Regions from separate parts of the Homo sapiens genome. Here region 2 is linked to region 1. Evidence: chromatin loops called from intact Hi-C (ENCODE). Cell type or tissue: mammary epithelial cell. All regions are shown on one strand. Each heading gives the region's core, and the rest is flanking DNA. Links, peaks and the distances in the headings are about the cores only.

Region 1 (8,332 bases), core at 1,525-6,524:
GCTATATTACTAAAATTACTACAGTTGGTCAGATACGGATTTTAACTGGACATAGAACAGCTTGTCACAGCCATTTTGTGGGCAAGGGCAAGCAAGGTGAAGGGCAAAGACAGGCACAAGTTAGGAGCTGATGAAGTGGAGAAGTAGGCAGAAAATGGGCACACTTCCCGAGTCAGAGAGGGAGCAAACGGTATCAAAGAGAAACTCATCCAATTGATACAGAACTTCTATGCTCAGGACGCCCTAGGCACTGAAGAAGTGAAATCTAGAAGAAATTGACATTCAATTTAGAAGAATCTGATAGACATCATAGCTAAATGAGCAAAATGCTAAAGTAGCCTCAGAAAAGACATGGCTAAAAAAAAGCGTGGGGACATTCTGTTTTGTGATGAGTTCTTCTGGCAAATAGATTATTTGAGGAATCTATTTTTGGCAGATTGGTTAGTCAGAGAGTTGGGTTTCAAAATCATGGTGATTCAGGGTACTGTCCTGTTCCCCTTTTATTTGATCCACTTATTTGTCCAGACTCTTTTAGACGCAAGTGACAGAAACTCAAAACAGCCTTGGCACAAATAGTAAATTACAGGAAGGATATGGGAGCATCCTATGTAATTGAAGGAAGGATCTGGCAGCCAAACAGGAAGGTAGAGCTGCAGTTGGTCCTCAGGGGCCCCTGACTCAGGTCCATGCTGGATCCTTGCTAGTGTCTGCCTATCCTCGCTGGAGCACTCTGACTTCTCCCACAAGATACTGATGGATCCTGGGCCTCACACCCCATAACTCCCTCCCCGGGAACGGAGCTCACTCTCTGCCCAGCATTGGTTTAGAAATTATAGAGAGGTTCTCTGATTGGCCAGTCTGATCAAGGTACCCAAGAATGGCTGGAAGCAGGGTTTCCCGAAGAATGGGATGATGAGGGCAGATAAAAGGGATGTTTCTTACAGGCCTCATGAGAAGCTGGGAAAGGTGTCCTTGCCTCTTATATCCACATGGCAGTTCTTAGTGATATAAAAGGACAAGCCAGCCAACATCCCTGATGAGCAGCTCTCCAGTCTCTTTCCTCTACCTGCTGGCTTAAAATTGTGATCCCTCTCCACCCTTAAGTCGGAGAAGGGCAGAGTGCCCCCCAGTCCTCCGCTCAGAAGCAATAAGAACAGAAAAACTGCAGGCCAAGTTGAGCCTCACTTTGAACATGGCAATGGCTGTTTAACAAATGCCACAGGGGCTTCTTGTGACAGGGACGAAAAGAGTGAGAGGGCCAGGGACGCTGCTGAGGGGTTCTGGGAAGCTCACCAGGGCCTTTCAGGAATTGAGGCTGCCTGACTGCCCGGAGCCTGGCCCTGAGAGTGGGCAGGTGTGCTGCCTGTATAATGCCCTTGATCTCTAAGAGAAACAGTGGCAAACCAATCAGATGGCAACCTCCTGCCAAGGACTCCATTAGCCCGCTCTGGTGGCTGCTTCTGAAGTGGCGGCTGCTGGCTCCACTCGCTCCCCTGTTCAGAGAGGACATATGGGCCAGGCAGTGATCAATGAGGGAACATCTGGCACAGGAGCAAATCAAACAGCACCGATGACTAATTTAGGAGTGTTGCCTTGCCATTGTTCTTTCTGTGGCCCCATGCAAAGGTCACCCAGTGTGGCAGGCTCAGAGAAGCTGCTGCTTCACCTTCAGCAGTCCCCAGGATCCAACTTGTTTGCCTTAAAAATGAATCGATAGCTTCTTCTTTGAGGGCTGAAACAGCAGCTCCCTATCACTGAATCCTGAATTCTCACGTGCATGGTCAGCCCCCTCCTTGCAAGCCCCTAGGCACCCCTGTTTCTTATTAGCCATTTATCATCTTGCCTCTGAAGTCTCTCTCTTAAAAAAAAAAAAAGAAAAAGAAAAGAAAAAAAAACACTCTACTGAATTCATGTTCTATTTCTGCAACTGAGATTTTTCTCCTTTGGGTTCAAATAAAAGAAATAGCAAATATTAAAGAGCATGAGAGAAAAAGGCACACATGCCTGGCCCATGAATAGACAAGATTGCCTGTAGTTCTGATTTTGGTGGTTTATATAATAGCTTCAAATGCTGGTGAAGACAGGTCTCAGCCTTGCCAGAAATGATCTCTAAATTAAACAGCCATTTTCTTTTAAATTACCTTTAATGGCACATTAGAACCACATAATTTTCAGCCTTGAAGGAGGATTTGGTAGGATATTGGGTGCTATTCGTTTCCTCTTTTTGGGTCAGGAGAGCGCATCAGACAGTTTATGTGTAAAAGTTCTCCATCGGAAATGATACACTTTTTCTTGAGAATTTATTCTCATGTATGAAAGGTGTGCTGTGGGATAAGCCATGTCTTCTGTGATTGACAGTTTGCGTCCTAGCTCACTGATAACACCCAGCTGGCTGTCATGGTGGCAAGGCCTCCTGCTTCTCCTTCTCATCTGGTATCACACACTCATGGGCCTGGGGATGCGCAGAGTCATGGGCTTGAAGGGGTGGTATCCTACTGCTGCCCAGTCACAATTACTCATCTCTCAGAAACACCTAGAAATAAACTGATCCTCTTCCTGGTGGACAGAACATGTTCTATTCCCCGTTCATTCAATTCCCAAGGGAAGTGAATGCTCAATTTCTCTGCTGTTTTATCCTGCAGTCATCCAGCTTCTAAGAGTGATTCTGGAGTCGTCTTGCTGGTTATCTCCATCGGATTTCTTCAGTACAACACTAGCCCCCTCCCACCCTTCATTAACATAGATTGGCATCCTTTATAAGACAAGCAGCCCAGGCAGCTGGGTGATCATTTGAGTGACAAGAGAAGTGGATTCTAGTCTAGCTTAGTCACAAACTCGCTATAGGCTCAGAGACAAGTTACAACCTCTCTGGGCTTCAGTAGCTACACCTTTTAAGGTACACGATGTTCTCTGGGGGAGGGATAGCATTAGGAGAAATACCTAATGTAAATGATGAGTTGATGGGTGCAGCAAACCAACACGGCACATGTATACCTATGTATCAAACCTGCACGTTGTACACATGTACCCTAGAACTTAAAGTATAATAATAATAAAAAGAACAGGTAAAAAAATAATAAAAAAAAGATACACGAATCTAGATCTTCTGATTTGGTAATAATCGAAGGGGGGTGGTGGGTAACAGATTCAGGGAAAAAGAGAAACGGGAAAACTATGCTTCGTCAACAAGGCAATAATGGTGAACCAATGTGTGTTTAGAGGCCCTATATGCTTGTGTTCAGAGTATTCCATTGTGTCTTTGCTATCCGAAGCTGCTCAGGGACATAGTCATGAATCAAGACTTCCAGTAAATGCCTCTGGAACGTGGAGGAATGAGAACCTGGCAGGAAGACAGTGCAGGGCATTGTCTGGAGCTCGTTCCTCTTGGTTGCGTGACTGCCCATTATGACTGTCTGATGATGGCAATGTGATCATTTGTCTAGCAATTACAAAGCATCTTCATTTTACTGCCTCTTTTAATGTTCCCAATAACCCTGTGAAGTAAATATTATTCTCCCTACTTTAGAGATGAAAACCCTGAGGTTTAGAAAGGTTAATGACTTGTTATATGATGCTCAGGTACTAAAGAGTAGAGTTGAGATACAAAGCTAAGACTTCTGATTTCACATATAATACAATTTCCATATTTTCAACAGTTGTCAGACTGTGCCCTCAAAGGTGTGGGTTTGGAGGATGTGTCTGGGGTGGTGGCGGGGGTGGGAGAGAAAAGCTAAACCAGTGGCGCTCAGACTCCCTGCTTCAATCAAAGCACCTTTATTGTTCTATTCTATATTTATATAATGCCACCCTAAATTTGGCTTTAAACAAAATGTTTCTAGTGCTAAAAAGTCAAGTTTATGAGACGCAAAATATACCATTGTGGTGTTGAAGATGAAACCTTTTTTCAGTCTCTTTACTCGGAGGATTCTGCGTTCTTTGTTCCAACAATCCCAGCTCGAAATCCTCTCTCTCTCTCTCTCTCAGAGGAGCTGACCACAGATGCTCTTACTTCTCTCAGTCCAGTGAGCCATATTCTGTTTTTTGTGGGCCTTTCACAGGAAAAGTGTTCTGTGGCCAAGGTAGTTGATAACAAGCCAGATGTTCAGCCCAGATAGAGACCCCATTCCTTTCCTTAGAAGAATTGACCCACATGTTCCAACTTGCCTCATAAATATAAAAAGAAAAGCCTAGCTTCCATTTTAATTAGATGAAATAATTACATGTCACACATCTCTTAAGCAGTTTTATACTCGCTCTGACTGTGATGCAGGGATTAGCATTCAAAGACGCTGCTTGCCCTGTGTACAGATGTTGGGTTTATAGACTGTCATGCTCCTTGTGGCCACAAGATGTCAGGCAAATATGGTCATGGGATATAGGTGCAGGAAGGTGCCTTGGCTCCTGAAAATACCATTGACGAGTTCATTAGCTGATTAAAATCCTTCCAATAAGCTTGTTGGAAGAACCTAGGGAAAGTCTATGAAATGTGTCATATTGTTATCCTGTTGATGGAGACGCTGAACACGACTAGGAGGTAATCAGATTAAGATCAACAAATATTGATTGTACATGCTTGCACGATTAAATCCTGAATAATTAAAGGCCACTGAGTTTCCTAGCTCTCATCTTAGTGTGTGTTTCCATAAGCAACATGTGCTGTGTTTCCAAAGTACCATGAATAGACATGGCTATAGGAAAGAAATGGGATCAGTCAGAGAATCAATCACTTTTAAAAGTTTCAGTTTGAAAATCTGATGAAATAAAGAAGTGGGTTTTAAGTTAACAGCTATTCTATAATCATGAGACATTTTATAAACCAAAATATATAAAATAAAGCCATACACTGAAACTTGTGCATACTTCTAATGTAGATTTGTTTACTCCATGATTTGAATGATTTGTTAATTAACAGCTGATCTGACACACCACCCCTCACTATTCTTTTAGTCTCTGGACCGACTTTCTATAGAAGCTTCCTTGGGGTCTGGCAGAAGGAAGCAGTAATGACAAGCAAAGGTTGAGCTCAATCGATCTGTGGTTATTGAGTTCCTACAGAGAGCTGGGTGCTGCTGAGGCTGCAGCAGACCTAGAGGGCATGGCTTATGCCTCACTGTTTCTTCCCTTTCATTTATCTCTTTCTTCTAATTTTCTGTGTTCTACTTCTTAACTCTTCAGATGCTTCTTACTGCTAAGCTAGGTGAGGGGATAAGCTTTTATTTATTTACCTTTGAAAACATGCTGATCTCCTACTATGTGCTAGACTTTGGCCTGGAGATTCAGAGACAAATTTTAAAATGGTGCTTACCTTGCTCATGGATCCGGCAAGCCAAAAATCGTATTACAGCAGTATGGCACTGGCAATGCAATCAAGTAAATGTCCTATGGAGCGCACAGGCAAAGGGGGATTCATTCCGCTTGGTCCTGAGGGCATTGTGGTACTTCACAACAATGTAAATTGGAACTCATCAAGTGAACAGGGATGGGGCAGCCTGAAGAATTAGAATATGTGAAGGCAAGTCTGTTCCAGTAAAAGCTAAGCTGCTGTGAGAAAGAGATCTGCAGTACAGTAACTTGAAAAGATAGATGTCCATTTTCCTCTCATATAATAGTCTAAAGGTAGGCAGTCTGGTGGGGCTGCCCTACTCCATGAGGTCATTCAGGGACCATGGTCCTTCCAACTTGTTGCTCCACCATCCTCTAGGCATTTTTCACACTGCTGGAGCATCAGCTGGCTTGCCATTTCCAGCCGTGTGAAGAATAGGGAGAAGTGGTCCAGGGTAAGTTACTTTATTATAGTAAGGAAGGCAGAAATTGCACACTTCTTTATATTTCATTGACTTTGACATGACCACATCTAGCCTCAAGGGGGGCAGGGAAATATGCTTGTAATAAGGTGGTTCTGTACCCATGAAAAAAACAGGAAAAACAAGTTACGGGGGCAACTAGCATCTCGCCACAGCAGAGGCACGTGGAAGGGAATAGTCTGTTGTGGAACTTGCACGCAGTGGAGTGTAGCTGGATCATGGCTCATGTGACTGGTAAGGTGGGGCCAGGATGTGGAGGAGTTTGAATGCTACATTGCTAAAAAAAATTTTAATGAAGCCAGCATGCTGAGCTTTGTGTTTGAGGGTAAGTCACTCTAGCACCTGAGGGTTGAGGAAGCGTTTGGAATGATTAGACTGAAGGCTGTTGTCGTTTTAGGTCCAGGTGAAAGAAGGTGAAGGCTTCTCTCAGGAAAGGAGAGCCAAGGGTAATGGGGAAAGTAGATTTAAGAGACATTTAAGCCAGAACTAGAACTTAAACTGGCTGGTAAGTTTCTACAGGTCACCTCAATTAAAAACTGTTAATGAACCACACTGACAGTATTTTTATTATTAGCAAAGTCTCTTCAACAGAGAACAGGCTAAATGTTTCTTTGACCCCTGCCCTCAGCTTTTGTCAAATGTGCACATTCTAGAAATTAAGGGAGCACAGTGGGGTCTTTATGGTTTAACAAGTTGGGTCCATGTTCACTTCTCATATATTCTCAAGACAATCTTGTGGGTTCGGAACACAGAATAATATGTCAGTACATTAAGAGTGTCTCTGTCATTTGCCCCTCAGGGATTGGGACACAAACCAAGTTCACAGAGACTGATATATATTAGCTAGATCACCAATTTAGTCATCTGTAATTAGAAAAGCTACTGGCAGACAGACATATGTCAACTTGGCCTGCTCTCTGGGGGGCACTCTACATGGGAAGTCAAATTATCAGAAGATTGCTTGAGGGGTGTGGAACTGAACAAGGGGAATTATACATTTGAATATTAAATGGTGTTAAGCTTCGATAGCTTCATGCATTCATCTCCAAGGTGGGAACGTGGCTGTCAGGAACACTAACTTCTTTGTTTGGACTTACCAGGCATCTTGTCCTAGACAAATCTAAGAAGAAATTTCCAAACTTGGAAACTTCGGCATTTCCATCAGTATAACCACATACTAGGGGGTATTTATAATTAAGCACCACACATGGAGACTCTGATAAGCACCAAGACCCCCCTGCCCCAATGTGAAAACTGTTGGGAGTATGGTTTATTCTGGAGAGGAGCCAGAGGAGATCAAACACTGAGAGATCAAAGACTGACTGGGGCTAGCAAACGTTTTCTCCAAAGGGCTAGAGAGTAAATACTTAGGAAATGTAGACCACATGATTCTGTCATAGCTACAGAACTCCATCATTGTAGCACAGAAACAGGCTTAGACAATATGTAAACAAATGTTCCAATGAAACCTTATTTACAGAAACAGGCAGCAAGCTGGACTTGGCCCACAGGCCATTGTTTGCTGACCCCTTGAGATGCCAGTCCTAGATTATCAGTTCACAAAACCTTTCTCCAAAGAGGATTCAATACTATTGATTTTTTTTCTACTGACTAAATCCTAATTATGTTCAAGTTTGCCATCCCTGGGTTTGCTCCTAGATCACCCTGACTAGAATTTGGGGTGTTTCTAAAGCTATAAGGCACAGATAATCTCTTGGTTTACTCCCACAGATATGTGTCACATCTACTGTTTGACTAGTTGAAGTTTTCAAAGCCCATCTTATTTCTCTCCAAGTTCCAGGGTAGCAACTCACTCTGTATCTATGAATAAAACCCATTTTACAGACGAGCAATCCACCTTAGAGTGACCCAGGTGAGTGTCAGAGCTGAGACTGGATGTCAAGTCATCCACCTGCAGGCCCAGCATTTACTCTACTTGGTCATATTTTCCTGGGTAGATTCTAACTCTGTAGGCTTACAATTTGGACAGGGAGGTAAATTAATTTAGCTCAGTGTAATGACAACAGAGAAATGTGGTAGTATGGGTATGGTAGAAAATGATTAGGGCTTGGGGGCTGTGAAAACAAACAAAACTGAAATGTAAACCTGAGCTCACTGCCTAACATCTATAGCAAACATGGCCTTTCTAGAACAAAGAAAAGAGGTGATTTAGTCATTGAAGCTAAAGGGGTTTTATATGACTGTGTGTTTGGATTTAATCTCTATACTTCATTAAGGATGCGGTGGTGAACAATGTCTGCTTCCCATCGTACTGATGAAGGGCAATGAGACCAGAAATATCCTTCAGTCATCTGTGAGTGGCTTTGGGTGTTGCCAGGCTTGGCAGATGGAATTCAGAAAAATGTTGATTTATGTGTCCCTCATTGTTACAGCAGTGGTATTATAAATTGGATGTCCTTATTCTGACTGGTGGCACTCCTATGGTACCCTTCTTGACCCTAAGCCCCACCCCCTGTAGAAATCAACTGCTCCCTCTTCTCTGTAAGTCTGGCTCCAATAAGGCCTAC
Region 2 (5,000 bases), core at 1-5,000, 220 kb before region 1:
TTGCCATTCTAATTATTTTCAAATTAGAAGTGCATTCATGATGTTGTGTGACCGTCTCCAAAACTTCATCTTGCAAAACTGAAACTCTGTACTCATTAAACATGAACTTCCCATTCTTCTCTTTCCCTGGCCCCTGGAAACTACCAATCTACTTTCTATCTCTGTAAGCTTAACTACTCTGGGCACCTTATATAAGTGAAATCATACAATATTTGCCATTTCATGACTGGCTTTTTTTACTTAGCATAATGTCTTCAAAGTTCATCCTTGTAGTAGTCATGTGTCAACATTTTATTTTTTTGATTTCCATTTGTTTAAAGCTGAATAATACATCATTTTATATAAATACCTCACTGTTTTTCATTGATGAACATTTGGGTTGCTTCCTTCTTTCAGCTATTGTGAATAATACTGTTATATTATTATTGTCACAGGTGTACCAATATCTATTCAAGTGCCTGCTTTCACTTCTTTTAGTTATATACTTGGAAGTGGAATTCTGGGTTGTATGGTCATTATGTTAATTTATTGAAGAATTGCTATACCATTTTCCACAGCAGCTGCCCCACTTAACTTTCCTACTACCAATGCACAAGGGTTTCAGTTTTTCCACATCCTTACCAACACTCACTATTCGGTTTGTTTGGGTAACAGCCATCTTAATGGTTTTAAAGCAATATCTCATCGTGGGTTTGATTTGCATTTTCTTAATGACTAATGATGTTGAATATTGTCTTTGTGTGTTTGCTGGCCATTTGTATATTCTCTTTGGAAAAATGCCTATTCAAATGCTTTGCCCATTTTTGAATCAAGTTGTTTTTTGTCTTTGTGTTGTAGAAGCTCTTTATTTGTATCCCAGATATCAATCCCTTATAAGACATATGGTTTGCAAATACTTTTCTTGTGTCTGTTGGCTTTTCACTCTGTTGATATTGTCTGTGAGGCACAAAAGTTTTTAATTTTGACAAAGTCCCATTTATCAATCTCGAAGAAATAATTGCTGAATCTATTGTCATAAAGTTTTTCCCCATTTTCTTGTAAAAGTTTTATAGTTTTAACTGTTATGTTTGGGTATTTGAAACATTTTTAGTTATTCTTTATTTATGGTGTAAGGTAATGAAGGGTCTACCTTTATTCTTTTACATGTGGATATCCAGTTTTCCCAGCACCATTTGTTGAAAAGGCTATTCTTTCCCTATTTAATGGTGTTAACCTTGTTGGAAATCATTTGACCATATATGTGAGGACTTATTTCTGGGCTCTCTACTATTCTGTTGGTCTATATACCTGTTTGTATGCCAGTGCCGCATGATTTTGATTATTGTGGCTTTGCAATAAGTTTTGGAAACAAGTCAGTAAGTATGAGACTTCCAGCTTTGTTCCTTTTCAAGATTGTTTTGACTATTCAGAATCCCTTGAGATTCCATAAGAATTTTAGAATGGAATTTTCTATTTGTGCAGAAAACATCACTGGGATTTTGATAAGATACATTTATTTTTATATTTATAGTGTTAATCACACATCTCTGCCCTTTATTAAAATGGAATTTCTGAACGTTAGTGATTTTCAGTCAATTCTTTTTTCCTCTAGCGTGTACAGTAAGTGTTCATAAACACTTAAAAATAATTTAGTTATCAGCCTCTGGGAAAATAGCTCATTATTTTAAATAATTAACTCAGAGCTTTTCGTCCTTGAGGTCCTAGCTCAAGAAAGCCAGCCTGGACTTTATAGACCAAATTAGCGCGCGCCCCCCCGCCCCTTTCTGTACTCCTTCATGGCAATTGTGCGTTTGTAATTGCATGCTTCTGTGAATATTTGTTCCTCCACTGCGCAGTGTGCTTCATGAGGGCAGTGTCTGTATCATTTTGCCGTACACCTGTTATGGTGGTTGGCACGTAGTAGATGCTCAAAAAATATTAATTGCCGAACCGTCTCGTAATTTGGACCCTTCCGGTTGAGTCTTTCTTTTCATAGCTAATTTCCCCTTTAAGAATATATACTAATTAAAATCAATTGATGTCCTTGACATACCCCCTGGGATTACAGAGGACAGACTTATTTGTCATGTAGACCTGAGCTTTTTAGAGTAAGTATGCTTTAAAAGTATAAAAAATGGTAACATTTTAATGTAATAAGGTAGTTGTCTTGAGTAAATATCTCTACTAATATTTGTTTTTATTTTCATGTGATTATGAAAAACTCTGACATGTGCATTTTATATTTTAGAACCAACCAGTTTTGCTTTTTGGACGACCTCAGGGAGATGGTGAAATTCGAATAACCACTCTAGACAAGCATACCAAACAAGAAAGGTAAGAAAAGAAGAATACTATTTTCAAAATAAGTAATTAGTGTCAGAAAACTGAGAAAACCTTAAAGACAATTTTTCCAGTGTGAAGTAGGGGGAAAAAAGGAAGAAATACAAGGAGACAGACCAACCCATGATTTCTAAATTTTTTAAATCTAGATTATCTTAGGTATTCCCACCTGGGTTCTGGTATCTATTAGTTTGTCTAAGTTATTAAGAAGGAAGTAACAAGTATAGATGATCAGCTAGGATACATTAAAATGAGAAGAGCGATAAAGTAAGAACAGATAACTACCATAAAAACATAATTGAATTTTTGGAATATATTTTTAAATAACCAAAAATAATAGAAAAATGCCCTAAGAAAGAAGATTAAGTGAGAATCACGTAGTAATATTTTCTTGAGGGAAATTTGCAGATGTAGTTCTTGAAGATTAGTAAGCTTGGCCCGGAGTCCTTAATTATGTATATATGTAATCATCAAACAGAGGTTTTTGTGGTTGACAATGATTGTTTTCTGGAATCTTTGGAGAAGCGAAAGCCAGTAGGGGGCAGCATCAGCTCTTGCTTCTTCCTCGATAACCCTGGCTCCATAGGTCCTTTAAACCTCTCTGGGAGAAATAGACGTTAAAAGTGATGCAAGTGTTACAGCCCTGTGAATGTGTCATTATCATTGTGTATAAAAAAAATGTGTGTTAATCACTGAGAGTTTATAAAAATACACAAGTATTGGTATTGGATGATGTGGTTATAAGGTTTATTTTCTCCCCCAAGTTACGTTGTTCTTAATAAGAAAAAAGAAATATTAACATGGAAATTTCACCATAACGTTTTCAGTTTACACTTGGCTCATATACCATTCAGTTTGGGTTTTTAGGTGGCCAATTAAATCATGAGGAACAATATAGAGGGTAAAAGCACAGTTTCCAAAATTAGACCTGTTTGTGAATCCTGTTACATGCCTCACTAGCAGTGTGATCTTGAGCAAATTATCTAACTTCTCTAAGCCTCAGTTTCCTCCTCAATAAAATGAAGATGGCAATGATACCTTCCCAGCATGTGGTCTTGGGGATTTAAATTGAGTCATGTTTGTGAAAGGGATGAACACTTCTCAAGGCATTCTGGCTGATTCCTAGTAACTTCAGTAGAAGCTGCTACGGATGTCATTAATATTATTCTATAGGTTTTTAGCTTTTAAATTAAAAAAGATAATTGCTCATGAACAAACTTTATGGCTTATCTCACTTGGCCCTTTCAACAACTCTGCAGTGTGCATTTTACTCTTACTATGATTTTTGCCCATTTTTAAAATGAGGGAACCAAAGCACACTGAGGCCATTTACAAGGTAAAGGGAAATTCCACACACAGTTCTTATAACCTCAAATACCCCGTTGTTTTCAGTGTATGATACTACCTGTTGTCTTTAATGCAAAGAAAAAAACATTTGGTTGCTTTATACCCAAAAAAATTAATAACCCATGTTTCTAAACCATTTAAAATCAATCAATCAATCTCTTTTTCCCAGGCATATCTTCTTATTTGATTTGGCAGTGATCGTATGTAAGAGAAAAGGTGATAACTATGAAATGAAGGAAATAATAGATCTTCAGCAGTACAAGATAGCCAATAATCCTACAACCGATAAAGAAAACAAAAAGGTGACTTTTTGGAAACTAATAACTGTAATTTACTTATAATCTTGAACATTAAGGAAAAGTATGATAATACATTAATGTGAGATATGGCTTATCAATCCAGATGTTTTTGTTTCTAGAGATTGATTAGGTACATAACTTTGTGAGAAATAACTGGATAATGCCACAGCCAGATCTGATCATTTCTAATGCCCTAATGATCCAGATAATAAAACGCATTTGGCATAGAAATTGTTATAGATATGAAGTTGACTACAATAAGCTTGATTGTTCAGTTTGTACATTGATAATATTGTGAGGAGTTTTTGGATAGTTGTGGTATTCTTGTGAATTTAGAAACATGTTATTAATGATACATATTAATCTAAGGAATATTAATTTTAACAGTGGTCTTATGGCTTCTACCTCATCCATACCCAAGGACAAAATGGGTTAGAATTTTATTGCAAAACAAAAGATTTAAAGAAGAAATGGCTAGAACAGTTTGAAATGGCTTTGTGAGTATTTCTATTTTTAAAAGTGCTTTTATTTTTACTAGTTAAATCACTTATGAATAATGAACAACCAATAAGTGTACTCTAATGCTTGTAGCATGTATAATGTGTACAGCGACGGGAATGTTTTTGCTGTGAGCAGGAGTGCTACTAGGCTGCTGGCTGCTTGATAACTTTGGTCTCCTAGGAGAGGAGTTTTGTTGAATTCCTTCAAAAAGAAGAAAGAGGGAGCTCTAATCTTCTGTTTGACTTTCTTATAGGCATGTTTTAGTTCTTTAGCTCTCAGCAGCCCAAGAAAATATTAATTATTCTAATGATAAACTTTTTATGTAATAACTATATTTTTAAATTATATACCTTTAAATAGAAATGCCTCCAAGTGTACATACACAAACAGATATGTAAATGCATATATCTTATTTTTAATAGAAAGATTGAATTATTCTGTTTTAACTCGCTTATTTGAATCTTGGCTAAAATGCTTCGTGTATTTAAGGAATGCTTTAAGGGCTTGATTTCTTTAAGTGGCTTTTAGTTCCAC

What was found. Peaks named below come from ENCODE experiments on the same cell type or tissue, not always from the same donor. Only the 100,000 strongest peaks of a DNase experiment are listed, where the experiment ranks them.
Region 2: a loop joins it to region 1, with 5 times the contacts of the local background. A loop is called at or near these places in 20 of 110 quality-filtered maps.

Annotation. Positions count from the first base shown.
Region 1 is chr1:107,525,755-107,534,086 of GRCh38, reverse strand. No RefSeq gene overlaps it. Among named protein-coding and RNA genes, the nearest start is that of MIR7852, 370 kb to the left of the region's middle. In mammary epithelial cell, for the core only: a CTCF peak has its summit at 4,352 (motif pointing right); DNase peaks (open chromatin) are centred at 1,576, 2,836, 3,356 and 4,336; H3K27ac peaks cover 3,002 bases.
Region 2 is chr1:107,748,430-107,753,429 of GRCh38, reverse strand. VAV3 (vav guanine nucleotide exchange factor 3) reads left to right here. Exons shown (of 27, transcript NM_006113.5): 13 at 2,228-2,313; 14 at 3,836-3,968; 15 at 4,353-4,462. Among named protein-coding and RNA genes, the nearest start is that of MIR7852, 150 kb to the left of the region's middle. In mammary epithelial cell, for the core only: CTCF peaks have their summits at 2,856 (motif pointing right) and 4,678; a DNase peak (open chromatin) is centred at 2,869.